Linked DNA regions of Homo sapiens: region 1 is linked to region 2. Evidence: read pairs that join two places in POLR2A ChIA-PET (ENCODE). Cell type or tissue: OCI-LY7. All regions are shown on one strand. Links, peaks and the distances in the headings refer to the core of each region. The heading gives the core; the rest is flanking DNA. Region 1 overlaps EFCC1 (EF-hand and coiled-coil domain containing 1). Region 2 overlaps RAB43 (RAB43, member RAS oncogene family).

Region 1 (15,532 bases), core at 4,908-12,907, 75 kb before region 2:
TGCCACAGCCCCGCATCAGTGGCTCTGCCTGCGATTCGAGTTCTCCCGTGTCCCCCTGACCAACACCACTCGGCCTCCCCTTTTCCAAGATGTGGTTTTGCTTCATATTGGGTTCTATCGGGTTGTTACGACGAGATGGATGAGGGACAGATGCTAGTATAAAGTGGCCAGTTTAATAAGTGGCCCATTTATTAGTGAATATTTGCATGTTATGATAGATTTTTCTTTCTCCCCTATCTTGTAACTGCAGGGAAATGGAAAATGAATATTCAAAAGGTCAGGCCCTTAAAATATCAAGAAAAGTGATTGGTGGGGTGTAATGTAGGTTCCCCAAAGCCCAGAGAAGGGAGATGTTTCAATTAAAGGCTTTCGGGGGCAAGGAACAGAAATGCAATTTAAACTAGTTGGGTGTGGTGACTCACATCTGAAATCCCAGTGCTTTTGGAGGCCAAGGCGCTGGAGGATCTCTTAAGACCAGGAGTTTGAGAACAGCCTGGGCAACACAGTGAGATTCTGTTGTTTTTTGTTTTTTGGTTTTTTTTTTGAGATGGAGTCTGGCTCTGTTGCCCAGGCTGGAGTGCAGTGGTAGATCTCGGCTCACTGCAGCCTCCACCTCCTGGGCTCCCAGGTTCAAGCGATTCTCCTGCCTCAGCCTCCCAAGTAGCTGGGATTACAGGTGTGTGCCACCACACCCAGCTAATTTTTATATTTTTAGTGGAGACAGGGTTTCACCATGTTGGCCAGGCTGGTCTCGAACTCCTGACCTCAGGTCATCCACCCGCCTCTGCCTCTCATAGTGCTAGGATTACAGGATTCTGTCTCTATTTAAAAAATTAAAAAAAAAAAAAGTAGGCTAGGTGCAGTGGCTCATGGCTGTAATCCCAACACTTTGTGAGGCCGAGGCAGGCAGATTGCCTGAGCTCAGGAGTTCGAGACCAGCGGAAGCAACATGGCAAAACCCTGTCCCCACAAAAAAATACAAAAATTAGCTGGGTGTGGTGGCGCATACCTGTAGTCCCAGCTAATTGTGGGGCTGAAGTGGGAGGATCGCTTGAGCCCGGGAGGTTTGGCTGCAGTGAGCCAAGATCATGCCACAGCACTCCAGCCTGGGTGACATAGAGACCCTATCTCTTAAAAACAAACAAACAAACAAAAAGTAGCTGAAACAATGAAAACTTTTTTTAAAATTCCCCTATAATAAGAAGTACAGAGATGGGTGGCCCTAGGGCTGATGAACTCAACAGCTAAAAGACATTAAGGCTTTTGTTCAGCTATTCAGTAATTCTCTCAGACATTTTTTCATGTCACAAGATGGCTGCTGCAGCTCCAAACATCACATTCTCACATGACAATGTCTAAAGGCAGGAAGGAAGGGGCATTTCTTTTCCTAGAGGTTTTTTTTTATAAGGATGAAAATCCGTTGCAGAAGATTTTGCCTTGAGTCCCATTGGCTAAAACTGGGTTCCATGCCTGTGCCCTAGCTGCAAGGGATGCTGGGAATCTGAGTATCTAGCACTTCCTCCTGGACTGTGGGAAGCTGACTCTGCCAGGGTGACAATGGGTGTTCATAGACAGCTTGCCCATGTACAGTGGGGAATGGAAGAGTCCTGTACTCTCCTCCTCAATGCCTGTGTCTCTCCCACGGCTGCAGGTCAGAGGATTCCCAGCTCCCAACCCCGCAGCTAGCCAACCCAGAGCCAGGAGACAAGAGTAATGAACCTGAAGATGCTGGGACCAGAGACCCAGACCCCACTCCAGAGGGAGCCTGGCAGTCAGACAGCAGCTCTGGAAGCAGAGCCCTGGATGAAGGTTTGTCCCCTGTGCGCCCAGTCTTCCTGCCAGGCTCACAGTCCCTCCGGCTGTGCTCAGCCCTGCTCTCAAGGGCCTGTCTGCATCCATGCTACCACCAGCCTCCAAACAGAGCCCACTCCCACCAGGTGCTCAGGCTGGGCTGGGGCCCTTTTCCCCAGCCCCATCATCCTAAGAACCTGGGCCTAGAGAATCTGGGGTGTGTAGAGCCATCAGGAGGTCAGGATACACTGAGATGTTCCCAAACTTGCCAGGTGGCCAGGGTCACCTTTAAAAGCATGGATGCAGGCTGGATGTGGTAGCTCACGCCTGTGATCCCAGCACTTTGAGAGGCTGAGGCGGGTAGACTGCTTGAGCTCAGGGGTTCGAAACCAGCCTGGCAACATGGCAAAAGCTGGTCTCTACCAAAAATACAAACAAATTAGCCCAGTGTGGTGGCACATGCCTATAGTCCCAGCTACTCGGAGGGGGAGTGGGGGCTGAGGCAGAAGGATCACTTGAGCCTGGGAGGTAGAGGCTGCAGTGAGCCAAGATTGTGCCAGTGCACTCCAGCCTAGGTGACAGAGTGGGGCCCTGCCCCCCTAAAGAAAAAAGAAAAACATGGATGCCCAGGCCCACCCCGGATCTCTGCATGTGATTCTCTGGGGTGGTGGGGGTGGGGTCATAAGCCTGGTTTTGTTTTTAAACAGCTGTATCAGTTAGGACATCGTTTGTCTCCCAGTGTCAGATCATTCAGCCCAAACCGGCTTAAGTTAAAAGAGAATGTATTGGTTCACATAACTTAAAAAGTCCACACAAGCTTCAGGCACAGCTGAAGTGTCAGCAGCGCAGCTGTCTGGACCCCTGGCCCTGCGTTGCTCTACAGTGATTCACTTCACAGCAGGCACTCCCCTCATAGTGGCAAGATGGTCACCAGTGGCTCCAGGCCTGGTCCTCTCAACTCCCAAGCCAGAAGCATGGAGGGCATTTCTCTTCCCTGCAAGTTTTGAGTCCAAGTCTTGGGTTAACTCCAGTGGCTCCCACTGGGTCCCTTGCCCTTCCTGAACTAGTTGCAGAGGAGGCTGCACTCAGCCTGGCCGGGCCTGACTCAAGTGCCCCTGGAGCTGGGTGGAGAGGAAGAGGAGGGAGTGGGACTCCCCTGGGGACGGGGATGGGGACTGAGGTTGGGCAGCAGAACACCAGGGGGCCACACAGACCCCCAGGCTTCCTGATGCTGACACAGGTGGGAGCCCACCGTCAAGGCCAAGCAATACTGTGGACCGCAGACAGTCACATGTGTCACACCCCCTTCCTCCACACTACTCCAAACATTAGACGCCTGTAGTTCCCTGAGCATTGAAAATCTGTCCATCCTGGTGCCTGTACCGTGAGGAGCCCACCCCAGCTCCTAAGAGACTGGCTTGGCCTTTCCTGACTGGGGTTGGTATGGCCTAAAATGGAAATAACACTTACCTCTGAGACCACAAACAGGGCCTGGCTTGTGTCATCTTAGAAAACAGGGAAGAAGCCAGGCACGGTGGTTCATGCCTGTAATCCCAACACTTTGGGAGGCTGAGACAGGAGGATCACTTGAGCCCAGGAGTTTGAGGCTGCAGTGAGCTATCATCACACCACTGCACTCCAGCTTGGGTGACAGAGCGAGACCCTGTCTCTAAAAAAAAAAAGAAAAAGAAAAGAAAGAGAAGAAAAAGAGAGCATTTCTCCCCATGTCCCTGTGTAAAGTCCCAGGAAGGGGCTCTGACTGGCCAGCTTCACTCCTGGGCTGGTCACATTACAAGGAGACAGAACCAGCCTTGGTGGCCTCACTGCACAGGAGCCTGGGATGTGGGGGTGGCTGTCTCAAGAGGGGACATGGCACAAGAGCCCTCCCCTGGGGCTGCGCTGCACATGTCCCCCTGGGGAGGGATGCCTGGTTCCCCACCCTTTGTCCTGCATCCCCACATCCTGTGCTTCCCCAGCAGTGGACGAGCAGCTGTTCCGCTCCGTGGAGGGCCAGGCCGCCTCTGACGAGGAGGAGGTGGAGGAGGAGAGGTGGCAGGAGGAGAAGAAGACGCCGGCAGCCGAGGCCAAGACACTGCTGGCCCGGCTCTCCAGCTGCAGAGGCAGGTGTGTGGCCCGTCCAGCGTCAGCCACTGTGGGCCGCAGGCTCCAGAGGTGTCTGGGGAAGCCAGGAGCACCTGGGAGGCTGGTTAGCCTGGCTCAGCCACCTCCCAGCCCCTCTGCGACTCTGTCCCCTTGTCCCTCAGGGGGAGGTGGGAAGGCCCACCAGCATGTAGAGGATGAAGTGGGATGACCTTCCAGGGCACATCTCGTGGCTGGCTTTAATTCCCATTCGTGCTTTCTCACCAGCACCTGCACTGGAGCTCTTGTAGCACTCCCAGACACCAGTGTTCCTCTCAGACCCTTTCCCAACCCATCACCCCTCGCCACACACCATTTCCACAGCTCTCCAGCCTGGCCCCGGGCAGGTGCTGGCTCCCTGTTTCATCCTCACCTCCACCCCCATGGGGACCGAGGACAGGCCCAGGACACCTGGGACACCTCAGACAAGTCACCTGGCTTCTCCGAACCTCAGTCTTCTTGTCTCTAAGATGGGATGGTGACACTTGTGTGGCAGAGGCTGTGTGAGGATTTGAGGTCAAAGATATACAATGCCTAACAGGTGCCTGGTGCACAGTAGGTGGGAACGCCGGTGGGGGCAACAGTTATTAATGTATGGTAAAATGCTGTTGATTTTCTGGGGTTGTTTTTACCACCAATTCTTCATGTCAACAAGCACTTATAAAGCACCTACTACATGCCAGGCAAAATCTGAGGCACAGGGAAAATCGCAGTAAACCAGACAGTGGCCTCTTCTTCTGGATCCTCTAGTGAGTGTGACAGGCCTGAGGAAGAGGGGTCACACAGGGACAGGGACAGAGGCGGGGCAGGGAGATGCAGGGAAGGAAATGAGGGAATAAGCAATGCAGATGCTGGGGGAAGAGCATTCCAGGAAGAGGGAAGAGCAAGTGCAGAGGCCCTGAGGCATGTTGGCGGGACCGCCAGGAGGCCACTGTGGCTGGAGCAGTGTGAGTGCAGGTGGGTGGGAGGGAAGGTCAGAGAGCTCATGGGGCAGATCAGGTGAAGCCTTTGCCTTTTCCTCAGAGTGAGATGGGGGCCATGGGAGGGTACTGGGCAGGCAGGTGCCGTGGCCTGGCTTTGCTTTAGGAGGCCAACTCCACACCACCACCACCTCTCCAAGGCTGGACAGAGCGGGCTCTGGGAAGCAGCCCCCTGCAATGCGGGCCCTCTCCTTTGCTGCAGGTGTGATGACCAGACGGCGGAGAAGCTCATGACTTACTTTGGTCACTTCGGCGGTGCCAACCATGCCCATACCCTGGGGGAGCTGGAGGCCTGCATTGCCATGCTGGTGGAGCAGCTGAGGACTCAGGGCTGCGGTGGGAGGACCCTGGGGACCTCTGAGGAGGAGGTCAGCAGAGCCTAGAGATCAAAGGCTGGAGCAATTCTAGAGGATCTCACAGCTGGAAGGGTCTGAGGGATTGCAGCCAAGTCTTGTGCCTCATTCCCAGATGAGTAAACCAAGGCCCAGAGGGAGGTGATTTCCTCTGATTTAAATTTAATAAGAAATATTTTGGTTGCAAATTAAAGGATCCCACCTCAAATTAGCTTGATTGCAAAACAGATATTGGAACATGGAGCTGAGAAGAAGATGGTCTGGGCTTCAGGCACAGCTGGGTCCAGGGACTCAGACCAGATTGTCTCCATCTATCTGCTGTGTTTTTCTGTAGGAGGTGGCCTCACTTTCCCCTAGTTCAAAAGGGCTTACTCCATATGATGGGGGAAGGGAAGACAGGACCATGAACAGCCCTAGACTTCCATCAGCCCACCTGGGAAGCCCTCACAGGAAAATGAGTCTCATTCCTAGTACATGAAATCTCAGGGAGGAACTCCGATTGGCCACCTCAGTCATGTGCCCGTCCCTGGGCCAATCCCTGTGGTGGTGGGGCGGGTTCAGTGATTGGCACTGCCACCAAAGTCAGATGAAGTGGAGCAGGGGCAGTTTCCCAAAAGAAAGGAAGTGTGGTAGGAAGAAGAGGGAAAGGGGGGCCGAGCATCCAGCTGTCTCCATTTCAATACGACCACTTCGCATTTCTCATTCTCTCTACTCCATAGGAAAGTCTCTATTCCACAGTAGCCAAGTGTGCAATGCTGTTGAAAGTTGTCATTTCACTAAGCCCTAGCCCACTGTGCTTTTACAAACTGGTTTTGACATAGTTTTATATTTATACATCTGAAATTCTAAGTCTGTACTGCTTTTTACTTATATATGGCCTGATGAAGTCCTAGTTCCTTAAATAACTTTTTAAAAATGATACCAGCTGACTTGTACAACCCATGAACCACACGCTCGGTGCTGATGTGCTCTGTCTTATTTTATGTTCAAAGGGCCCAATGAGGTAGGAAACAGTTTGAGAGAGGTCAAATGGGCTGGGCTGGGAGCCCATGCCGCATCCACGCCAGTGTGCCCACCTTGAACCAAGGCAGCCACACCACTCCACCCTGAGGCCAGGGGTTGAGTCACTGGGGGCAGGAGGGAGCAGAGGGGCCTGTTTGGGCTCCAGCCTCTTAGTGCATGAAATCAGAGACCAAGACAGAAGGTAGCAGGCCCTGGAGCGCTGCAGTAGATTGGACAAAGACCAGGACTATGCAAACATTCTGCTGAAATGTGCAAAAGGAAACAAAGTTGAATGTCATTACAGGGCAAGCCAGTGTGGCTGCAGCTAAACCTTCCAGTGAGATCGGGTCTGCACCACCTCCAGCTTCTGGAACCCTTGCACCGGGATAGGGCCACCCCTCACTTACTCCCCAGAGAAGGCTGCTAACACCAAGTAGCATGGCATGGCGGTTATGTGCTGAAGCCAGACTGCCGGGATTCAAATCCTGACTCCATTTCCTGTGTGACCTTGGAAAAGTTACTCAACTTTTCTGTGCCTCGGTTTCCTCACCTGTGAAATGGGCATAATAATGGTACTATACACATGTATCAAACAGGTGAACACTTGTGGTGAGTGCTCAGCAAACATGCGCCACGGCTGTCCCTGTTTCTAGCACTCTTCTGTGTTGTGCAGGTCTCCTAAGTTGAAAGTTGTTTCTACATTTTCTCCACCACCGCTCTGGTTTCCTGGAGGCCTTGATCTTGCCTGCCCAGGCACCCCTCAGGAAAGTCATAGCCCTGTGGCTGGGGAGGGTGGAGTGTTGTGGGCCATCAGGAAATAAACTGGCAGTCACAAAGTTCTGAAGGGCATAGCCACCCCTTTTCTAAGAATATTTAAAGGAAACAGGGCTTGGAGGATCCTAAAATTAGCTGGCCTTCCAGTCACATCCCTAAAGAGCAGAGGCACTGGGCCTTCCCTCTTCCTGCCCAAGCCCAGGGTGGACCCTGAGTGCCCTCAGGCACCACACTTTCCACTGCTTCTCTTTCCCTCCATTGGTGCCAGGGGAAGGGAATGCCTCGTGCCTGGCATGCCTGCTTTAGAAGGCAGGGGCCACAAAACACTTTGTGACTGCCTGGCATCCTAGTGTTACTGGGTACAACTGACGGTTTAGGTGGCCCCCTGGCCAAGAGTGGGCCCAAGACTCCGACTGGGCCAACCACGCCCCTCTCCTGGGGCTCTCCATGCTGGGGGATGGGGATGGCTGGAGAGGGTCTTTCTCGGCTGTGGCTCTTGGATAAGAGGCTTGGGACACTCCCACTGTCTCAACCCTGTCCCATTCCTGAGGTTCTCCAGCTGCTAGTCCATTCTGGGATCTGCCCACTAGCCTGCCATAAATTTCCTCTCTGTGTAAGCTAGCCAGATTGGCTTCTGCAGCTTCCCACTAAACTTAATTTGTTTGAAAGAAACAAAACCAGAGAAGAGAAGGGAGAATGGAGTCCTTAGAGTGGGAAACAAAATATACAACTCTTACATCAGTCCAACCCGCTGTGTGGCTTTAGGCCACACACTCAGCTTCTCTGGGCCTCAGCACCAGCCTCGGGGAGATGGAGTAGTTGATCCTGCCACCTGGAAGGCTGGGAGAGGCCAGCAAAGTGAGCACTGAGCCCCTTCTCTTCCCAGGCAGAGTTGCAGCAGAAGGTGGAAGAGAATGAGCACCTGAGGCTGGAGCTGCAGATGGTAGAGACCGAGAGGGTGCGGCTGTCCCTGCTGGAGGAGAAGCTGGTGGACGTGCTGCAGCTCCTGCAGAGGCTCCGGGACCTGGTAGGCTCACGGGAGAGCTGCCACACTCAGGGAAGGGAAAGGAGCTCTTGGGAGGGAGCCCCACTTGTGTCAGGCACCAGGCTCTAGGCTCTCCTTACAGTAGGCAGCTGTTATCCCATTTTACAGATGCAGAAATGGAGGCTCAGAAGAACCAACCAAAAATAGGGTTGGGGGGCTCCCCAGGTCATTTTAAGAAGCTAATAAAACTCTTGTATGTATCCTTTTCTGGTTCTGTTCTCAAAACCAGAAAAGGATAAATGGAAGAAAGACAAGAAAGGAAAATTATAAACTAATGTGACATTTAAACATGGATGCAAAATTATTAAATACAATACTAGCAAACCAAATCTGGCAGTGTTTAAAGAAATGCAACATGACCAAGTTGGACTTATCCTACAAATTCAAGGATGATTCCACATCAAAAAATCTATTACCAAAATACACCACATTGCAGATTAAAGGAGAAAGACCAAATGATCATCTCAATTGATGCAGAAAAGGAAGTCAATAAAATTCAATCTCCTTTGATTATAAAACCCCTCAGCAAATTAAGAATAGTAGGGATCTTCCTTCACCAGATAAGGGCTCTCAACCAAATACTTCATGCAGATCTCACACTGACTGGTGACGTGTTCAGAGGAATCCCCCTAAAATCAGATGTGGCTGGGCCTGGTGGTGCATGCCTGTAATCCCAGCACTTTGGGAGGCCTAGGTGGGTGGATCGCTTGAGCTCAGGAGTTCGAGACCAGCCTGGCCAATATGGTGAAACCCCCACCTCTACAAAAAAAAAAAAAAAATTAGCTGGGCATGGTGGTGTATGCCTGTGGTCCCAGCTACTTGGGAGGCTGAGGTGGGAGGATTGCCAAAGTCCAGGAGGCAAAAGTTGCAGTGAGCTGAGATTGTGCCACTGCACTCCAGCCTGGGTGACAGAGTAAGACCTTATCTCAAAAAAAAAAAAAATTAAAATTAAAATCAGACTCAAGACAAGAATGCCTGTCATCACTGTTTTCATGTGAAGCAGAGGTTCCATCCAGTGCAGCAAAAGGAAAGAGAAAGGCTATAAGGACTAGAAAGAAAGCAAGACCCAGGTCTGTGGGGCTCTGAAGTGGGCTGTGCCCTGTGCATTGGGCTGCCTGGGACCCAGAGCTGCCGAGGTCCAGCCCAATGTCCACGTCCTAGGCAAGCAGAGACCTGGGGATGGGCCCCAAGAGGCCAATCCTAGCCCAGGCAGGCAAGGGCAGTGGTTCCCAGCAGAGGCCATAGGCCATGCAGCCTCACGGTAGATGATGCAGCCCCTCCACCTCCCAGCTGGGTGGCTTTGGCAAATTTCGCATTCTTTCCCAGCATTGCTTTTTTCTGCTGGTTAAAATGGGCATAATAAAATAAGTTGTTGCAAAAATCAAATGAGCAAATGCATTAAAATGCTCTTAGGGTTATTTCTCAGTGTCTACCTGGGCACAGATGGTAATCCTTAGGTACGTGATCTTTGATGGCATGGATCCTGCCCACTGCCCCACTCGCCCTCCAAGAGTCTCTGGGAAGTGCAGTGTGGCCAGCCTAGGGGTAGGGGGCCAAGAAGCGATGAGGGTGGGGGAGGAGCTTTATCTGTCCCCAGGGAGCTGCCTAGAAGCCCGTAGGGGCCACCAGTTCCCATCGGCTGAACAGGGACACAGCAACCAGTCTAATCCAGCCTTGTTTCCATTTCTTTTTAAGAACATATCGAAAAGAGCCCTGGGGAAGATTTTGCTGAGCACGCTGGACGCTTTCAGGGACCCCACCCACGGTAGGAGAGCACCCTAGTCTCTCAGAGCCCACGCAGTGGCTGGAGGGTGTCCTGAGGAGGAGACTCCAGTGTGCTTCATGCTTAGCATCTTGTCTGCAAAACAATCATGTTATTCCTGCCCTGCATGCTTTAGAAAGCTGAAGGGGCTTTTAGCAAGAGCAGAGGCACAGAAGCCCCAGGCAGAAGTGCCAGACAGAAGCCCAGTGAGGGGATGGGTGGGCGCCACCGGCAGCACTGCAGCCACATGCGGGGGAGGTGCCCCAAGGGTTTTTAAACCCCTGAATCCTTACAATGGCCCTAGAAGGAATGAGTTGTTATCCCCTTTCCACAGAGGAAGAGACTGAGGCACAGGGGTCAAGTGCTGGCCACGCCCGAGGCTGGGGCATCTCCCTTAAGCACTCAATAACATGGACCCGGTGTTTAGACGAAGCTCAGGGAGCAGAACAGCAGGAATGCCAGCTTATGCCTGGGGCAGCCAGGCCGAGCTCCTGCCTCACGGGTCTTCACAGGCTGACAAGGCAACCAAGAGCCCTTTGCTCGCTGTCCTCCCCAGGCACCACTGGGCAGAGCTCAGATGCACCCACTGCCCTGAGCAGTCCCTGCCCTCATGGAGGAGATCAGAAATTGTGTGCTCCAAGTCCCCTCTCCAGGGTCCTCAGGGGGAGGTGGTCCACAGAGCGAGGAAGCTGGGCAGGGCTGGGGAGGGGCACAGCGGGTAAGAGTGGCTGGGTCTCAGGAAGGAGGGACAGTGGCTCTGTGGGTGAAGGTGAGCAGACTGATCCTGCCCTCCCTGCCTGCTGTTTCCCTCCAGAGGGAAGGCCCAGCCCTGCAGCCATCCTGGATGCCCTGCACCAAGCCTTGGCTGCCTGCCAGCTGTTGCGGAGACAGCCCTCGGCACCAGCCTCTGCAGCAGCTGCGCTCACCAACCCCCTCCTCGTCTCCTGCTGAGGTTACTGGCCCACCCTGTGGGCACCCTGCTCAGCCTGACTGCCTTTGGACCAGCCTCCATGATCAGCCCAACCACTGACAGCTGGTCTGACCACCGTCACATCATCAGAACTTGAGTCTCTGCTGGCTCCTTCCAAGGTTAAGCCCGAGCCCAGAGCCTCCCATTGCAGCACCTGGCAGCCACCCCTTCCTCGGGCTCCTCCACATTACCTCGCAGCCCCTGCATTCCTGCCACCAGAGTCCACATTAAAGCCCTGCAGTTGCTGGATCAGCCTGCACCTGATGCTGTATCTTTCCCCTGCCCTCAGGGCAGAGATGCCCACTTTCTGACTGAGTCTGACCCCAAATCTCTTCCCCAGAGTTTCAGGATCTCCTCCCCTCCCAGCACTGTCTCCTTCCTCCCACTGGCATGCCTGCTGCAACGGAGACTGGGCCCAACCTTTGGGATACCTGGTCTGTAGGAAAGCACTCCACACCCCAGGAAATGTTGATGACTAGGAAAGGCTGAGGGAATTCCAAGGAAGGAACAATCACTGTAGGCTCCCTGGTAGAAGCTGGCCTTGAACCAGCTCTAGAGGACAGGTAGGATTTAGACAGGTAAAGAAAGGAGGGAAGGGCATAGAATCTAAGGTAATGGCAAGAGCAAAGGTGTGGAACCAGAGGGGGGCCCCAGGAATGCAGTGCTTGGAGCCCCTGCTCCTGAACACGCATTAACTCCTGAACTGCGAGCCCCTCCTCCTGAACTGCGTCATGGGGTTGCAGGAAGGAGTAGGCCAAGATACCCAGTCTCACCTAACTTAGACTGTCATTAGAGAGAAAGATCCATTGCCAAACAGTGCCATGGGGGTGAAACCAGTGCTAAATGGAGGTAAAATAAAGTTTGTAAGAGCCCAACCACCAGGGGTCTTTCCGAGCCTCGGGATGCCTGGGGAAACTGCAGGAGTCAGGGGAATCCAGTCTGCTCTGAACCTTGGTGGGGAGGGGCAGGGGCAGAGGAGGAGGTGGAGGGAGGGCCGCAAAGATTATGGGTTTCACGGAACCACTGCAAACGCCTCAGCAGGGAAACACAGGCCCAGCAACTTTCAGATGGTTCCTCTGGAAATGGAATAAAAGAGACCAAGGCCAGTGGCCACCACAGAAAGGCCATGCCCACCCCTGGTCCAGCCAGATGGGACCGGCCCCAGGACCCCTGGGGCCATGTGCAGAGCTGGCCCCGGGGAGGTGGTCTGAGCAGGCAGGGATGCGCCCAGCTTGCTCCTCGCATCTCCGCGGAGTCCACCAGCCCTGCACCTCAGGCTCTGTGCTGCCTACGGGACCCAGGCCAAGCAGGCTCCCATGTGTCCCAGCTCGGTCACAGGGCCAGCTGTTCTGTGTCCTGATCATGGTGGTGGCTACATGAACCTACACATGGGTTAAAACTCACTGTGGACGTATATGAGAGTTCAAAGCTCTCATATGGGTTCCTTTGTCATTTTTTGGTAGTTCTATCAGTTTTTGCCTCACATATTTGCCACACTCTTATTAGGTGTATACACATTAGGGATTATTACGTCTTTTTGGAGAATTGACTTGTTTATGATTAGTCTGCTCTGTCGGAAATTATTACAGCTACTTCAGCTTTCTTTTTTGTTCTTTTTGTGTGTATGTGTGAGACAAAGTCTCACTCTGTTGCCCAGCTTGGAGTGCAATGGCGCCATCTTGGCTCACTGCAACCTCTGCCTCCCGGGTTCAAGCGATCCTCCCACCTCAGCCCCCCAAGTAGCTGGGACTACAGGCGCACAACACCATGCCTGCTTAATTTTTGCATTTTTAGTAGAGACAGAGTTTCGCCATGTTATCTCACAGGGCACCTCATCACAGGGGTACTCTCACACTTTTGCGAGTTTTACCTCCAGGAGTTTTACTATGTTCTCATGGTGAAAATAGAAGAAAAAGTCCCCTCGTGCTTCTGGCAGGAACAGGGGAAAGTAACCATTTAAAAATATGCCAGGACATTCTGTGCTTTTTAACAAAGCCTACCATCAAAAGAAACTATTTTATCAGGGCCTAACCCACTAGGGTTTTATTAGAGCCTAATCAAACTGGGGGAAGAGAAATACCCAACTCCATTCCCTTCAGCCATCCTGTCCCACCTAAGAGAAAGAAAACCTTAGAAGTTCACAGCCCAGGGCCCAGGCTCACTAGAAGACTGAGATCTAATCATAGGACTATAGAACACATCCCTTCCCACCACACCTTCCCACCACATCACTAAAGGCCTCTTTACCTATGGGTAAAAGGTAAAAGTTCCTTTTACCCGGTGCAGCATGCCTGCCTTTTAGCAAAAAATGCAAGGCAGACTAAAAGGCAAAAAGCACAGTTTGAAGAACAGAGCAAGCATCAGAATCAGACCCAGCTATATGGCAGGGATGTTGGAATCATCAGGCTATGAATTTAAAACAACTGTGATTCATATGCAAGTGCTCTCTTGGAAAAAAGTCGACAAATGTAAGAACAGATGGGTAATGTAATCAGAGAGGTGGAAATTCTAAGAAAGAATCAAAAAGAAATGCTAGAGCTGAAAAACACGGTAACAGAAATGAAGAATGCCTTTGATGGGCTCATTAGCAACTAGGACACAGCTGAGGAAGGAATCTCTGCGCTTGAGAATATGTCACTAGAAACTTCCAAAACTGAGAAGCAAAGAGGAAAAAAGACCGAGGAGTGTGGGGGAAAGAGCAGAATATCCAAGAACTGCGGGACATCTACAAAACCTATAACATGCACAGTGAGAGTACCAGAAAGAGAAGAAAAAGACAAAGGAACACAAACCATGTTTAAAGTAATAATGACTTAGAATTTCCCCGAATTAATGTCAGACACAGATCCAGGAAGCTCAGAGAACACAAGTAGGTTACATGCAAAAAAGAAAAGAAAAAAAAAAACTACACCTAGGCATCGTACATTCTAACTTCAGAAAATCAATGATAAAGAACACACCTTGAAAGAAGCCAGAGGGAAAAATAACACCTAACCTATAGAGGAACAAAGGTGAGACTTACATCAGCCTTCTTTTCAGAAGCCATGCAAACAAGAAGAGAGTGGAATGAAATAGTTAAAGTGTAGAGAGGAAAAAAAAATACACCGAGAATTGTGTATCCTGTGAAATTATATTTCGAAAGTGAAGAAGGAATAAAGACTTTCATCAGACAAACAGAAATTTAGGGAATTTGTTGCCAGTACACCTGGCTTGCAAGAAATGTTAAAAGAAGTCCTTTGGAGAGAAGGAAAATTACACAGGTCCAAAATCTGGATCTATATAAAGAAAGGAAGAGCTTTAGAGAAGGAATAAATAAAGGTAAAATAAAAACTTTAACTTTTCTTATTATTTGATCTAAAAGACAACAGTTTGTTAAAAATATTAATAGCAACAGTGTAGGCAATTATTATAGTTGACATACAAGTGAAAGGGATGACAGCAATGATACAAGGGATAGGAGAGAAGAACTAGGAATATTTTGTCATTATAAGGTATTTGTACTACCCATAAGCAATACAGTATTATTCGAAAGTGGGCTGGCCAGGCATGGTGGCTCACGCCTGTACTGCCAGCACTTTGGGAGGCTAAGACGGGCAGATCACTTGAGGCCAGGAGTTTGAGACCAGCCTGGACAACATGGCGAAACCCTGTCTCTACTAAAAATGCAAAAATTAAGCAAGCATGGTGTTGTGCGCCTGTAGTCCCAGCTACTTGGGGGGCTGAGGTGGGAGGATTGCTTGAACCTGGGAGGCAGAGTTTGCAGTGAGCTGAGATGGCATCGCTGCACTCCAAGCTGGGTGACAGAGGGAGACTTTGTCTTAAAAAAAAAAAAAAAAAGGAAAGCTGAAGTAGCTGTAATAATTTCAGACAGAGCAGACTAATGATAAACAAGTCAATTCTCCAAAAAGACATAATAATCCCTAATGGGTATACACCTAATAAGAGTGTGGCAAATATGTGAGGCAAAAACTGATAGAACTACCAAAAAAATGAATTCACTATTTTTGTTGGAAACTTCAACAACCTCTATCAGAAAGGGACAGATCCAGATCCGGCAGGCAGAAAATCAGTAAGGACATAGTTGAACTTAAGAGCACCATATGTCAACTGGATCTAAATGACGTGGATAGAATACCCAAGAACAGCAGAATACACATTCTCCTGAAGCTCACACAGAGCCTTCACCAAGATAAACCACATTCTGGGCTATAAAACACGCTTTAACAAATTTAAAAGAATACAAATCATACGATGGGCTCAGATGACAATGGAAGTAAACTGGATATCAATAATAGAAAGATAGCTAGAAAATCCCAAAATTCTCGGAGGTTAAACAACACACTTCCAAATAACAAATGGGTCAAAGAGGGACTCTTAAGAGAAATTTTAAAATACTGTGAACTAGGCTGGGTGCGGTGGCTCATGCCTATAGGCCCAGCACTTTGGGAGGTGAAGGTCGGGGGATCACCTGAGGTCAGGAGTTCCAGACCAGCCTGGCCAACATGGTGAAACCCAGTGTCTACTAAAAATACAAAAATTGGCCAAGTGCAGTGGTGCATGATTGCAATCCCAGCTACTCTGGAGGCTGAGGCACGAGAATCACTTGAACCCCAGAGGTGGAGGTTGCAGTGAGGAGAGATCACACCACCGCACTCCAGCCTGGGCCACAGAGTGAGACTCTGTACCCCCGCCACAAAAAATACTGTGAATAAAATA
Region 2 (15,532 bases), core at 2,549-10,548:
CACTGAAGTTCGGCTCTGGGACCTGTGTCCAGCATCTGTCCCTCCCAATGGAAACAGAGGAAGGTTTTACTTGACAAGACTTTCTCCTGAGTAACGAAGCAGGCAGTGGAAAGTTCCTTGCTTCTTCATATTAGAGAGGGACCTTGGAAAAGTTAGTTCTCAGGACAAACTCTGAAAACTGGTCAGACTGACCCAAATACAAGTTCCTGAGCTATTTTTCATTGTGTCTTGGGATGTGGTAAGTCAAACCAGGAGGTGGAGTTTGTGGGCCATGCGAGCTCCTGACTGCCGCTGTCCCTCCTCCCACCATGCTGTGGTCCTCCAGGGAAAGGTTTGGCCCTGGGCTCACAAGCAGGCCACAGGCCAGGGAGTGAAGCACTGTGAAGCACCATGGTAAGACAGCAAAACCTCTAGCATATTAACCAGCTAAGGACACAGCCTGCCACCATCTGGCCAGACAGGTGGAGAGAGACCAAAGCAAGGACAAGAAAGGTAAGACCAGGCTGGACCAGCGACACAGGCTGGCGGCAGGCAGAGCAGACTGCAATGCATGCAGTCTGGTGTCGGGGGCACAAATTCTCCTCTGCAATAGGGGAGTAGAGGACCAGGACAGACTCTCATGCCCAAAATTCCTCCCACCTCTTAAAAATGAGTGCCTGAAGGCCCAGCATGAGAAATGGCTTTCTTTGTCCCTTGTTACAATGCAGCTCTCCTTGGGAGGCTTGGTGGCGATGCAGAGTGAAGAAAAATCCAGGATGTGCGTTCCTGTTCCTGTACTCCACCAGCACGTGATGAGGGATGGCCCTGTCAGCTTCTCGCAGTTCAAGTTTCCTCCCCAGTCACCCAGGAAGCACAGTAACCCACGACGTTTTGCAGGCCTGGTGAAAGCAAGGGGCCAGAGGCCATGAAAGCCAGGAAGGCAGAGTTCTGTGGGCACCTGGCACTGTCTGTCAGTGCTCCCTGTGTGTCAGGCCACTTCATCCCGTGACAACCCTAGAAGGTGGGTCTCATTACTCCTTATGTCTGAGGGGTCACAGGAATGAAGCATCAGCAGAGGTCTGTCTGACTCCGAAGCCTGGTGTCCTTTACCATGGACGCGGCTCCTCCGCAAGCACATAGAAACTGCTTCCAAGAAATCTCACTGCCACTGGCACCTCCTGCAGGAATCAAACCCGTTCCTGAACAGCTTGGATGAGAAAAAGGTGCACTGTGGGAAACGACCCTGGCCTCTGGCCAACAAGTCCTGCCTCATCTGCTTGCCAAGTGCCACCTCTTCCGGGTATTCCTCTTCCTCGCAGGAAGCTAAGGGCATCCACGACCAGCCTGCTGCCACCCAAACACCTTGCTTGCTTGCAGGCTCCTTTCAGCACCAGGGAAACATTTGGGGTAATGAGGAAACCAAGGCAGCGTGCAGGAGCTCGCGGTGGGCACCGCTCAGCTGGGGGGCCCATCAGGAAGGGTTTTCAGCAAACATTGACAGCATCCTCAGAGTCAGGGCTGCAAGTGCCAGTGTCCCTGGTAGACAGCCTCTTGGAGCCCTCACAGCCTCCACAAGAATTCCCGTAAACCCCACACCTCTTTTCCCCAAATTCCTCCGCTGCAAGGGCCCAGGCACAAGGGATTCAGATGTCCTATGGCCCACACTGAACAACCCCAACCCTCAAACCATCCCTCCAGTTCCCTGCTACTTTGGTCATCAACGATGGCCCAGACTGGCCTCACGAGTCCCTCACCCTCACCCTCCAAGCCACTCGGTCACCTCTTCAACTCTCTAGAGCAAACCCTCCTCCCCGGGCTCCCAGGCACAGCTGGCTGTTTCGCTGCCTATGGCCCCCAGGCCCACAGCCTGCCAGTGCCACCAGGCTGGCCCTCGTATTTGCCATGCTCTCATCTGCCCCCATTCTCCAGCTGCATGCAGCTTAGACAAACATCACACTCCTCCCTCCCAGGGCCACAGCTCTGCACAGAGGCAGCCATGGCGTTCAAAGCCCTGCCCATCTCACTTCCCTAGGAATCTCTCATGAATCTTCCAGGGCCTCCCTCCCCTTCACGCCTCTGTGGCCCTGAGGAGTGTGGATTAAAGCCCCCCACCAAGCTCCACAGAACTCAGCACACCTCCCTAGGACAGCCACGGCAGCCACATGGCCCTGCCTTCCAGGAACAGCCCTGACTGTCCATGTTTGGCTGGCTGTTGCCACAATGTGTGGAGGTGAAAGATGAGTACTTGTCAGGCCATGCAGTCCAACTCTTGGTTCAGAAGCCTCAGTTACCACAGCCACAGCATTAATAGCATTGCATGCTAATTACCTGTCTACATATATTTTCTCCACCAGAGGTGAGTCCCCAGAGACTGCCTCTTACTTACCTTTCTCTCTCTGGTACCTAGAACAGTGCCTGGGAGAGAGCAGGTACCTAAGGAATCAATGAACAAATAAACCATGCACAAGTTGCCATGCTATGTAATTTACATACAGGGTGTCAGATGGGTAATTCTCAGCCAACAACCATAACTAAGCTCGACAGAGTACCACCTTCCAGGTTCCAAGGGTTCTTCCCTTTTAGCCCTATTTCAACTGGTCTGGTGCTCCAAATGGAAGGCCGTGGCTCTTAAGCGATCAAGAAATAAGTCCAAAGAACAAAGAGAAATCTTTAGAAATCAACAGAAATGGAGAAAGCTGGTAAACACCACCCTAACCAGGTGATCAAACAGGCCCCATTACTAGTATGGAACGTGGCACCGGGGGCTGCCTCCTGTGCTGCAGGATGAAGCCCACAACATCCCCTAGGACGCATTCTTGCCAGAATGGTTTAACTTTAGGCTCATCGAGTCCCCACATTTCTAGCTTACAGGAAATACAAGGAATAAAGAAACAAGTGAAAAGACAACATAAGGAAACCATGAGAAAAAACTACAAGGTGACTCCTACAAAAAAAAAAAAAAATCATGGCTTGTACTGATCTGTAAATTAATTTAAAAAATCAGTGTCATTTGGCTGGGTGCGGTGGCTCACACCTGTAATCCCAACACTTTGGGAGGCCAAGGCGGGCGGATCACGAGGTCAGGAGATCGAGACCATCCTGGCTAACATGGTGAAACCCCATCTCTACTAAAAATACAAAAAATTAGCCGGGCGTGGTGGCGGGTGCCTGTACTTCCAGCTACTCGGGAGGCTGAGGCAGGAGAATGGCGTGAACCTGGCAGGCGGAGCTTGCAGTGAGCCGAGGTTGCGCCACTACACTCCAGCCTGGGCGACAGAGCGAGACTCCGTCTCAAAAAAAAAAAAAAAATCAATGTCATTTAAAAAAAAAGGAGGTGTTGCCGGATGTAGTAGCTCATGCCTGTAATCCCAACACTTTGGGAGGCTGAGGCAGGTGGACCACCTGAAGTCAGGAGTTCAAGACCAGCCTGGCCAACAGAGTGAAACCCCGTCTCTACTAAAAATACAAAAAAAAATTAGCCAGGCATGGTGGCGGGCGCCTGTAATCCCAGCTCCTTGGGAGGCTGAGGCAAGGAAAAGTGCTTGAACCTGGGAGGTGGAGGTTGCAGTGAGCCGAGATCGCACCACTGCACTCCAGCCCAGGCGACAGTGAGAGACTCCATCTAAAATAATAATAATAATAATAATAATATTAAAAGTTAGAATTAAGTCTAAGTAACTTGGTACATAATGTAAAAAAAATTTTGGAATGGGCAATGAGGAGAAAGTAAAAGTGTGCTTGGTTTTGTCTTTTCCTTTTTTTTTGTGAGACAGGCTCTCACTCTGTCACTTAGGCTGGAGTGCAGTGGTGCGATCCTGGCTCACTGCAGCCTCGACCTCCTGGGCTCAAGTGATCCTCCCACCTCAGTCTCCTGAGTAGCTGGGACTACAGACAAGCAACACCATACCTGGCTAATTTTTTTATTTTTTGCAGAGACAGGTTCTCCCCATGTTGCCCAGGCTAATCTCAAATTCCTGGGCTGTAGCAATCCGCCCGCTTCTGCCTCCCAAAGTGTTGGGATTATGGTGGTTCTTGTCTTCTTTAGGTGAAAAAAACAGATCCTGGTAGATAAATTTAAACATGAATTTAAAACTTAATAAAATCAATAGAAACAGCACTATATTTCCAACTTACTAGAAGGCAACGTGGAAGAGAACTGATCAATTCAACAAAAGCAAGCCAAGAGGTAGCTGGATAAATGGGGAAAGAGTATGCTTCCTTCTTGCCTGCCTTCATTCATTCAATAACCAAAAGGTAAAGTACACTGTGCCAAGTGCTTTGATACCTAAGACAAAGTCCATGCCCAGCAGCGCTGAGTGCCTGAGGGTGGAAGGAAGCAAACAGTAACAAACAAGTGAAGTATGACTTGGGGCAATGCAAAGTACTAGGACAAAAAAACAAAACAAGGCAAGTAAGGGCATAATGTTGAAAACATTCTGTGGCTGGGCGCGGTGGCTCACGCCTGTAATCCCAGCACTTTGGGAGGCTGAGGCGGGCGGATCACGAGGTCAGAAGATCAAGACGATCCTGACTAACATGGTGAAACCCCGTCTCTATTAAAAATGCCAGGGGTTGGTGGGGATTGAGAAGTGAGAGTGGCTGCTTATGGTGATGAGGTTTCTTTTGCGGTGATGAAAATATCCTAAAATCAACTGTGGTGATGACTGCACAACTCTTTGAGTATATTAAAAAACAAAAAACAAAAAACAAAAAAAACACTGAATCACGCACTTTAAGTGGGGGAATTTTTATCATATGTGGATTATATCTCCATAAAGATTTTTTTTTTTTTTAAGGAACTTGGGAGAGTGCTACTTTAGACAGGATAGTAAGGTAAGATAATTCAGGGAAAGCAAAATATCAATCTGTTGATGTATGCACTTGTACCACAAATGCACAGCAAACTGGCCCCAAGCCTATCTGGTCACACCTCACCTTCCACCCATCACCATGCGCCTTCCCAAGGGTAGGGGACTCCTCGAATTCCTAGGTGGTCTCCTTTTTTCACTTCACATGCATTTCTCCCTCCGTGTGTTCTGTTAAAATGTGGAGGGTGCCCTCCAGCCCTTTCCTGAACTCTTCTAGTAGAGCTTCTAGTAGAGCTTCAAGAGTCCATGGCTGGGCGCAGTGGCTCATGCCTGTAATCCCAACACTTTGGGAGGCCGAGGTGGGCAGATCGCTTAAGGTCAGGAGTTTGAGACCAGCCTGGCCAACATGGTGAAACCTCATCTCTACTAAAAATATAAAAATTAGCCGGGCGTAGTGGTGTGCACCTGTGGTCCCAGCTACTCAGGAGGCTGAGGCAGAAGAATCACTTGAACCTGGGAGGCCGAAGTTGCAATGAGCTGAGATGGCACCACTGCACTCCGCCTGGGTGATAGAGACTCTGTCTCAAAAAAAAAAAAAAAAAAAAAAGAGACCTGTGCTGCCAGCCATGGGATCCAGCAGCACCCTCCCATCAGATGTTGATCCTGCTCCTCACTCTCCCACTCATGCAGCCAACACATGTTGAGGGCTTATTCTGGGAAAGAAACCCAAAGAAAACTGTAGCGTCAGAGTTTACACTGAAGTATTGGCCTTGAGATTTCAATAATAAAACTGATTTTTTTCTAAGAGATTTTTCTACATATTTCATAGAATTTTCATGTATTTCATAAAATTGATTCTGTTCTATATAAACATGAGAGTCCTATTCTTATTGGGAATATTGAAAAAAATATATAAACATGACAGATATTAACAATTCCTAACTAGCAAACTGAAGTTTACTCTGACACTAAGATCCATTTTTTTGGTCACGAAATCACCCACTATTTATGGACCTACACACAGTTAAAAGCCAAGAGTAAAGCCAGGCACGGCAGCTCACACCTGTAATCCTAGCACTCCTGGGAGGCTGAGGCAGGTGGATTTCTTGAGTCCAGGAGTTCAAGATCAGCCTGGGCAACAATGTGAAACCCCATCTATCTCTACTAAAAATACAAAAAATTAGCCGGGCGTGGTGGCGCATGCCCTGTAGTTCCAGCTACTCAGGAGGCTGAGGTGGGAGAATCACCTGAGCCCAAGGGGCAGAGGTTGCAGTAAGCTGAGATCATGCCACTGCACTCCATTCTGGGCAACCAGAGTGAGACCTTGAGACCCTGTTTAAAAAAAAAAAAAAAGTCAAGAATAAAAAACCCCCAAAATCAAAGTTTTTAATTGGAAATGGTAAACAGAATTTTTTAATTTTAAAAATATCCAATTTTTATACTCCATGGCCATAAAAATGGTGGGCATGGAGGTTATCTGGCTTGAAATGACAAGGGCCTTTTTTCAAAGAATAACAGAGCCTAGAGAGGCTTCTGAGATCACCCAGTCTCACTTCATCACGCAACAGTGAGGAAACTGATGCAAGGAGGGGAAATGACTCCCAGCCCTCATGCTGTTAGCTGAAGGCCAGGCTTTTAGGTCTCTCAAATCAAAATGCACCTTGCCCCCTTTAAGAGACGTCACCTCAGAAGGCAGTACACTTACTCCAACAGCTGCCAGTGCCCAGCACATACAGGAATTGCCTAACATGAACCAGAATTATTTTATAGCCAGACCTCATTTTGGACAGAAGAACTGCTAACATTATGGTAGGCAGGCTGGTTTTTGTTGCTTTTTTTTTTTTGAGACAGGGTCTCACTCTGTCACCCAGGCTGGAGTGCAGTGGTATGGTCATAGTTACCTGCAGACTTGATCTCTGGGACTTAAGCAATCCTCCCGCCTCAGCCTCCTCAGTAGCTGGGACTACAGACATGCATCACCACACCTGGCTAATTATTAATTTTTTTGTAGAGATGAGGTCTTCCTATGTTGTCCAGGCTTCTTTTGACTGTTTTTATTTATCAAACCCACCCCTGGAATACCCACCAAAGCAGGTGCAGGTTCTAGAGAAGTTTCTGAACACAGCATCACAGCGGATGAAACCTTCGGGAAATGCATATACAATTACTCAAAGAGATGACTCTGAAAGGGATAGCACTCATATACACGTTTGAGTTTTAGGTTATTTTTATTATTATTATTATTATTTTTTTTTTTTCGAGATGGAGTCTTGCTCTGTCGCCCAGGCTGGAGTGCAGTGGCACGATCTTGGCTCACTGCAACCTCCGCCTCCCAGGTTCAAGTGGTTCTCCTGCCTCAGCCTCCCGAGTAGCTAGGATTACAGGCATGCGCCACCATGCCCATCTAATTTTTGTATTCTTAGTAGAGATGGGGTTTCACCATGTTGGCCAGGCTGGTCTTGAACTCTTGACCACATGATCGGCCCGCCTCGGCCTCCCAAAGTGCTGGGATTACAGGCATGAGCCACTACACTCGGCCCTAGGCTATTTTTGAACACCAGTCACATTACTCTCTAGCCACACTCTGTTTTTGGGATTTCAGAGTGGTCATTCACGAGCACAGGTGAAAACCTCTAACAAGTAGTGCTCACACACCGCTTCTGGGATTAAGTTTGCCTTCTTCCAATCCAGAAAAGGGAGATTTGCGAGGCAAACTGGTGCAAGTAGAGGAGAGCTGATTTTAATGGTATCTGGATAGGAGCTATTAATGGCAAACGGTCCTTATTCATGAACCCAAAGCAGGTTAGAAAAATCTGATATGTGGCCAGGCGCAGTGGCTCACGCCTGTAATCCCAGCACTTTGGGAGGCTGAGGCAGGCAGATCACGAGGTCAAGGGATCGAGACCATCCTGGCTAACATGGTGACACCCCGTCTCTACTAAAAATACAAAAATTAGCTAGGCGTGGTGGTGTGTGCCTGTAGTCCCAGCTACTTGGGAGGCTGAGGCAGGAGAACTGCTTGAACCAGGGAGGTGGAGGTTGCAGTGAGCCGGGATCACGCCTCGCGCCACTGCACTCCACCTGGTGACAGAGCGAGACTCCGTCTCGAAAGAAAAAAAAAAGAAAGATCTGGTATGTAACAGCATTTGGTTAGCTTCTGCTGCCACATCAACAATAAAACAGCATTTCACAGGCCAGTCTAGAAAGTGGGATTTTTCTGTCATTCACACTGGCCATTCCGAACACTACCCCCAGTTCATCTGAATTAATAAACATTTATTTAATAAGTACTGGGCATTAAAATGTTGACATGACACTGCTAATCAATGTGTAAAATGCAAGCAATACAAGATGGCCTAGATTTTAAATCAGTCCCAACTTTTTTCATTTGTGGGTTTGTGTGTGTTTGCGGTAGTAGGAGAGGGCACAAGACAGCAATGAGGAGAAAAGTACCAGACTAGGAGCTGAAAAGCTTGGCTCTGGTTCAGACTTTGCCACAAATGGGCCTTCATTTCCTCTTCTGTAAGATGGGGATAGTCTCCCACAGGGTGGCTATGAGGATCAAATGCAACAACTCATGAGAAAAGCGATGGAAACTTATAAAACGCATGCACATTTGAGGGAGAGTTGCTCCTCTTATTACTGAACTCTGAGAATTCCTCATACCCAAAGCACCCAGGAAAACCGCCTAGCATGAGGTCTCAGCAAAGGCCAATCACAGCCCGAGCACTACACAAAGGCCAGTGCAAGGTAAAGAAACCTACAAGGGCTAAACAACGAACAAGAGGAAAGCAAGGAAAGCAGACATGTGGATATCCTGAGTCACAGCATGGAGACAAAAGGTGGTAAAGGCCTTGTGTGCCTCTACTTCCCACAATCCCTGATCAGTTTGGGGTCACTGTATAGCTCTATTTCTAGTACGAGCATAGCCACAGGGGCCAGTCTCTTGCCTTTATTGTCTTCACTTTACTGATAGGACAACAGGTCAATGAAGTGACTTGTTTACGGTCAGCTGGGCAACTAGGCTGAGAAACCAAGCTTCCTGACCCCCACCCCCCGCAATCCACTCTCTCTCATCAGGTGGTTACACACCAACATCAGTTCCCATCTGTGGATGATCCACTATGGGCCAGGTCCTTAAGGGTAGGGGTTTTGCAGGTAAGACAGATTTGAAGAGGTAAAGTCACATGCCTATGGTACAGTATCCCCCACTTATCCATGGTTTCACTTTCCAAGGTTTCAGCTACCTGCCATCAACTTTGCTCTAAATGTATTAAGTAGGGCCAGGCGTGGTGGCTCATGCCTGTAATTCCAGCACTTTGGGAGGCCGAGGTGGGTAGATCACCTGAGGTCGGGAGTTCGAAACCAGCCTGGCCAACATGGTGAAACGTTGTCTCTACTAAAAAAAAAACAAAAAACAAAAAACAAAATCAGCCAGGCACAGCGGTGCATGCCTGTAATCCCAGCTACTAAGGAGGCTGAGGCAGGAGAATCACTTGAGCCCAGGAGGCGGAGGTTGCAGTGAGCAGAGGTCATGCCATTGCACTCCAGCCTGGGCAACAAGAGCGAAACCCCGTCTCAAAAAATAAAATAAAAAATAAAAATATTAAGTAGGCCAGGCGCGGTGGCTCACACCTGTAATCACAGCACTTTGGGAGACCCAGGTGGGTGGATCACTTGAGGTCAGGAGTTTGAGACCAGCCTGGCCAACATGGTGAAACCCCATCTCTACCAAAAAATACAAAAATTAGCTGGGTGTGGTAGTGGGCACCTGTAATCCCAGCTACTTGGGAGGCTGAGGCAGGAGAATCGCTTGAACCTGGGAGGTGGAGGTTCCAGTGAGCCGAGATCACACCACTCCACTCCCTCCTGGACGACAGAGTGAGATTCTGTCTCAAAAAAACAAATAAAAATATTAAATGGTAGATTCTAGAAATAATGCATAAGTCGATTGCACATCATTCTGAGTAGCATGATGAAATCTCACGCCATCCTGCTCCGTCCCACCTGGGATGTGAATCATACCTTTGTCCAGCATGTACTGTATCACAGTGCTTGTGTTCAAAGAATCCTTATTTTACTTAATAATGGCCCCAAAGCGCAGGAATAGCGATGCTGGCATATTGTTATAACTGTTCTATTTTGTTATTAATTATTGTTGTTAATTTCGTACTGTGCCTAATTCATAAATTAAACTTTATCATGGGCATGTATGTATAAGACAAAACATAGTCTATATAGCGTTCAGTACCATCTGAAGTTTCAGGCATCCACTGGGGGTCTTAGAACATATCCATTGAGGATAAGATTTAACCTGGTGCTGTGCAGTTCTAAAGCTGGCCCTCTTTCCACTATCTCTCCACCAGACATGCTGTCTCAGGATTCTAAGAAACCTCGAGAGGCAAGGTTTATTTTGCAATTAGGATGGCTGTCCCTGGTATCAAGAACAGATTTCTTCAGAAAATCAGCACGACCTAGAACTTCTTTCTTATCTAACAGTCCTTTTGCTATTTCTAATGAAAACTGAAAAAGTCAAACAAACTTTATCCAAATAGGAAAAGAACAGATGAGCAGAACTAGACTCTTGATTGGAAGGACTGTGAATGCAAACTTTAACCAGAAACCATTTCCTCTTATCCCGCCCTGCCCCCTCTTTTTGAAGTGCCAGGAGCAGCTACAAAAACAAATTTGACTCCTAGGGCAAGGGGAAGCTTGAGAGTCAAGGCCAAAGGTCCTGAAATCTGGAGGTCCAGGCCCAAGGGCACAGACTTTACCTCTATGAAGGAGAGATCTGGCAGCATCCCTAGCGAGCAGACAGTGAGCCTGAGAGAGAGCTGAATAGAGGGGTACAGTTCCATAAGGCTGACCTCTGCGCTGGACTTGAGGCCGGTGTGCCTAGTGATCTGCAAAAACGAGTTTACATAACAGGCCTTTGTGTTGTCCCAGATAAGAGTGAGTAGAGGAGCTTCAGAATGTTTTAAGGATTTAGAGCCAGCTGAGATTTCCTGAGGACACTGAGGTGGGGAGGAGGGAGGGGTGGGGGAGGGGCAAATTCAGACCTAATCTGTCTCATCTAGGGAGGAAAACAGTAACTGCAGCAATAAAAAAATATATATTTATAAATCCTTGTTTTTAAATAAGAAATGAGTAACACTGATGGCTTCTTCTTAGAGGACACTGGGTGGCTTACGGGACAAACACGGAAGGGAGACTTTTCACTATATATACCCTTTGAAGTTTTTAAAATTTTGAAATTTGAACCATGTGAATGGTTTATCTATTCAAAAGTAAGTCATGGAAACTTTATTTTAAGCATGTTCAAAGTTTTCTGACAACCCTAAGAAAGAGGCAGAGCAAAGACCATTAGTCCCATTTCACAGATGAGGAAGCCTGAGGCTCCAAGGAGAAAAAAAATGAATTGCCCAAGTCTGTGGCAGGGTTGAAGCAAGACTCAGAACTTCAGACTCCTAGTCCAGTGCTCTCTGTCAGAGACTCCACAGTATGCAAGATAAGCAGCACTCAGATTCACTTTATAAGTCCAGTTCTCATAGCTACAGTCAAATGCATCCACAAGAACACTGGAAATGATCACCATATACAAAGCCTTACTGACTCGTACAGCAGTGTCTCTGAGCCGTTTGGGTATATCTACACGTTTTGGTTAATAATAAACCAAACACCCTAAAACTCTTTAACTGTCAACCCCAATCTTTCTAAAATGCCCCATTCCACATTCTTCTCTCAGTGAATGCAATGGCCACAACTGCATTTTTATTAGATCCATTCACTTTCAGAATCTCACGGTCATCTTTATGAACTCAGAGCAAATCAGAAGGGTGGTCAAGTAAAAATGAAGACTGGGCTTAGGAGCCAGCCAAACCCTTGGTTTTGCCACAGAGTTGTAAGTGACCTTGGCCTCAGCTTTCTCTCTATAAAGGAACCAATTAACAGGCACATATTGGACACCATGTGTTTGACACTGGCCCACTGGATCCCTGTGTCTTCAAGGAGCTTACCTTCTATAGGGGCAGACAGAAAAAAACAGTTAATTTGAAGCTGTGGTAAGTGTTATGACCAGATACAATAGAGTTACAGAATAGAGGACCTGGGAGATCAGGCAAGGCCTCTCTGAAGATGTGGCATTTGCGTTGGGACCTGAATGATGAAGTAGCAGTTACGTGGGGATCTAGAGGCAGAGTATGATGGGCACGGGAAGAGATGCAAAGGTCCTGAGGCAGGGGTAAGCCCACCATGTTGAAGGGCTAGTGAAGCTGGAGAGCAGGCAGTGAAGGGTAGAGATGGGCCTCTGTCTGCCTCTCCAACTTTGTCTCCTTCCAGAGGTCCATCTCTTTGGGGAAGGTGTTTGGAGGTTATTCTGGTTGTAATGGGAAGTGGCTACAGAAATAAAGTAATTTGATTAAATCTGTGATTCTCAAATGTTTCGGTTTTTTTAGCAGGAGAATTCTTTAGTCAAATAACAAGAATTTCAACCTACAACTAGATAAAGGTATTGCTCTGACTGGTTGGGAAGCTAGTTAAAGCCCTTCTGACCCTCTCTCTGACCTCTTGGCTTTTCTCCTTACCTTTCAGTACCTCCAAGCTCACAGGAGCTAGAAAACCACCAGGTGATCCATCTCTAAGCTTCCTGAAGCTCTAATAAAACCCAGCATCATTGTAAAGAATCACAGGGAAAGCTTTAGGATATAAGACTGGATGCTTGCTGGACAAGCATCTCGGGCTTCCCAAGACAGGCCCTGAGAAGGTTTATTTTATTTTATTCTAAATAGATACCACGTCTCACTATGCTGGCCAGGCTCATCTCGAACTCTTGACATCCAGCAATCTTCCTGCCTCGGCCTCCCAAAGTGCTGGGATTGCAGGCATGAGCCACTGCACCCGGCCCCTGGAAAGGTTTTACACTGAATCCCTGATGTGCACTTGCTTTCCACAGAAAAAACAACAATAAGCTCTGGTTCATCAAGGCTTTCAGTTAAAATCACACTGCTGAAACTACAGAGACAAAAAACAGATCGGGGGTTGCCACAGGATGAGGTGAAAGGAACTGACTACAGAAGAACAAAAGAACTTTCTGGGTTGGTGGAAAAATTCTCCATCTTGATAGTGATGTGGCTGCTTGTCTGTGTAAGTTTGAGAAGTTCATAGACCTGTAACACCTCAAGTGGTGAAGGTTTACCGTGTGTAAATTAGACCTCAAAAAACTTGACTTAAAATCACATTGCCAAAAGACTACTCAGAGGCACTTTACAGATGGAGGAGGGAAAATGGCTTGCTCCTGCTGCGGCAGCGGACCCCAGGAAGCCTGACTCGAAGGACAGTGTTCCCTCAAGTTCACGGCTGCCCAGCTTTAATTTGGAGCCTCTGCAGTGAGTTAGACTTCAGGTTTTCCTGCCGGCAAAATGAGGTGGTAAACAATTGCCAGAGGCTTCCCCACCACAGACAACGGGATTCTGAAAAGCTGTCCACTATGGGGGAGAAATCTGCTTTGGAGTCAGAAAAACTGGGAAAAATATTCCCACCTCTATCACTTCTTAGCTGTGTGCCCAGGCTCCATCCTGTGTGAGCGGGGGTAAGAATTCCCTCCAGTCAGCAGAGAATGCACCTGTAACCCAGCTGATTCCCAACAGCCTCTCAAGAAGGTCAGCGGCTATAACTTGGAGAGGTGTTTACCACAGCTACACAGCTCTTCTGCTCCCTGGGCCCCGGGCTGCTTCCTAGGAAGGACAATCTGGAGGCAACCATAAGGAAAGAAAATAACGAACTGCCTGGCCCTGCATTGCATAACCCGTGCGCAGTAAACCAGGAGCTCTGCTGGGACACAGTCTGTTATCTCAACAGGTAAACAGGAACCCTGCCCCCTCCCTGACCACCGTCAGCACTGGGCCACCACAGACACTCCAGACACAGACCGATAGCACATGAGGAGGACACCACTGCTCTTTAGCCTGTATTTTCACACTCCCATTTCCCTGCAGCTGCTGGCATCATCACTGGGCACACTCAATAACGGACACTCCACCCACTCCAGCCCTTCCCTGGCTACCTGCTCCAAAAGGGTGGTCCCGAGTGACTCAAAGCTGCCTTCTGCACCTTGCTCTTTTCCATCCACGGAGACCAAAACACAGACCCCAGAAGACGATTAAAATATAATAATAATAAAACCCCTCAGGCAGGAGTTTCTGCTTCCCCGTCACATCTACTGAGAGGCACTGTGGACACATAAAGACTGTTGACTTACTTTTTTCTCCACCTTGGGGCAGGAGGGAGGCAACACCCAGAAATTATCCCAATTTTATAGAAACAAAGACAAAGAGCTACATATCCTAGCCAAAGGCAACAAGGAGCAGGCCTAGAGCCACCCGGAGAGGCAGAGCCCAGCAGCAGCAAGGCTCCAGTGACTCCCATCTCCCTGGCAGAGATCGTCCCAGCCCTGTGCCCTGAGGGTGTCCTGAAGATCATGGGGGCTCGAAACCATGAAAGCAAGCAAAGATTTCTGTACAGTGCGGTTCAGAAAAGTTACTGAGTGCCTTCAGCCCAGGATCTCCTGGTTGATTAGGGAGTACTAACACCTAGGTTAAGAAACTCTGATTTCATTCATCACAAATATTTATCAAACCACTGCCAGGACATTGTGGCAACCACATCCTGCTGTTTTTATTCGGAGCCATTGCCAAAGCTTGGTTCTCTCCCCCACCTTCCGGTATCTGTGAAGTTTTCAGTTTCTATCAAACTCCAGCTGGGGGAGGGAACCGGGGCTGGCCCTAGTCGAGTAAAGTTCCACCACCAGGTCCACAAAGAGACTGCAGGGAGGCGTGGCCAGGCCGGAAATTCTGACAAAAAGTTTTGGCCCTCTGGTCCTAAAAGCAACTACTTCCTGATCGCTCCTAGTCCTGGGGTGGGGATGCAGTTCTCTGGCTGAGTGCCCCGCCGGTGGGCTGAGCTGGGGGCTGCCATCGCGGTGGATGGAGGTGGGGGGTCTGATCTCCGCACTCCAAGGCGCTCCGCTAGTACCTGGAACAGGGGAGTCTAACCCCCTGCCTTCCAATGGCTAAAGTTATTTTGGAGCACAGTCCCCTCCTAGGGTGTGAGCTCCGGAGGGCAGGGCCGCCTCCTCCACACTCCCTCGCCCCCCCCCCCCCCAGCAACCCACGGCCGGCGCTTTGAGGACTTGAACCCGGCCCAGACCCCGGGGCCCAGGCCTGCTCCGACCCGAGGAAGGAAAAAGGGGAAGCCAAAGGAAACTTCAGATGGACGCGGGGTGCGCTCGCCGCGGCCAGGGGCTCCGCTGCCCCCGCCCCACCCTCCGAGGGAGCGCCTTCCAGGGGCCCTGGCCGGCCTCCCACCTTGACCCGCTTGCCCTGGATCTCCAGCGTCTTCATGGTGAAGTCGACGCCGATGGTGCTTCCCTGGCGCTCCGAGAAGGCGCCGGTCTTGAAGCGCTGCACCACGCACGTCTTGCCCACGCTTGCGTCGCCCACCAGCACCAGCTTGAACAGGAAATCGTACTGCTCGTCCGGGTCCCCCGGGCCTGGGCCCGGCCCTGCCATGGCCTAGAAGAAGCCGAAGGGCCGGCGCTCTGGACGCTGGGACCGGCCTGAGCTCACGCAAGCCGCGGGCCGAGCTCCGCCCGCTCCAGCCCACGGGCCGCCTGGCTACGTGGAGCCGCCGCAACACCTGAACCCCCAGCACTGCCGACCGCCTGCCTCGGCCTCGGCCCCGCCCCACCC

The links. ChIA-PET counts read pairs that join two places held together with the same protein. Peaks named below come from ENCODE experiments on the same cell type or tissue, not always from the same donor. Only the 100,000 strongest peaks of a DNase experiment are listed, where the experiment ranks them.
Region 1: POLR2A ChIA-PET joins it to region 2 with 5 read pairs; 12 of 35 experiments call an interaction of 5 or more read pairs at or near these places.

Annotation. Positions count from the first base shown.
Region 1 is chr3:129,029,052-129,044,583 of GRCh38, forward strand. It overlaps EFCC1 (EF-hand and coiled-coil domain containing 1), which reads left to right. Exons shown (of 8, transcript NM_001377500.1): 3 at 1,652-1,809; 4 at 3,768-3,915; 5 at 5,113-5,278; 6 at 7,926-8,066; 7 at 9,780-9,849; 8 at 10,661-11,691. The coding sequence ends at 10,797. Among named protein-coding and RNA genes, the nearest start is that of GP9, 24 kb to the right of the region's middle. RefSeq lists enhancers at 4,481-5,035, 9,093-10,068, 10,069-11,042. In OCI-LY7, for the core only: no CTCF peak of the experiment used is centred there; no DNase peak of the experiment used is centred there.
Region 2 is chr3:129,106,138-129,121,669 of GRCh38, forward strand. It overlaps RAB43 (RAB43, member RAS oncogene family), which reads right to left. Exons shown (of 3, transcript NM_198490.3): 1 at 15,149-15,532. The coding sequence starts at 15,352. All of the region lies in intron 11 of ISY1-RAB43 (ISY1-RAB43 readthrough), which reads right to left. Among named protein-coding and RNA genes, the nearest start is that of RAB43, 7.9 kb to the right of the region's middle. RefSeq lists enhancers at 6,182-6,682, 13,751-14,696 and a silencer at 15,477-15,532. In OCI-LY7, for the core only: no CTCF peak of the experiment used is centred there; DNase peaks (open chromatin) are centred at 6,394 and 10,434; H3K4me3 peaks cover 358 bases; H3K27ac peaks cover 580 bases.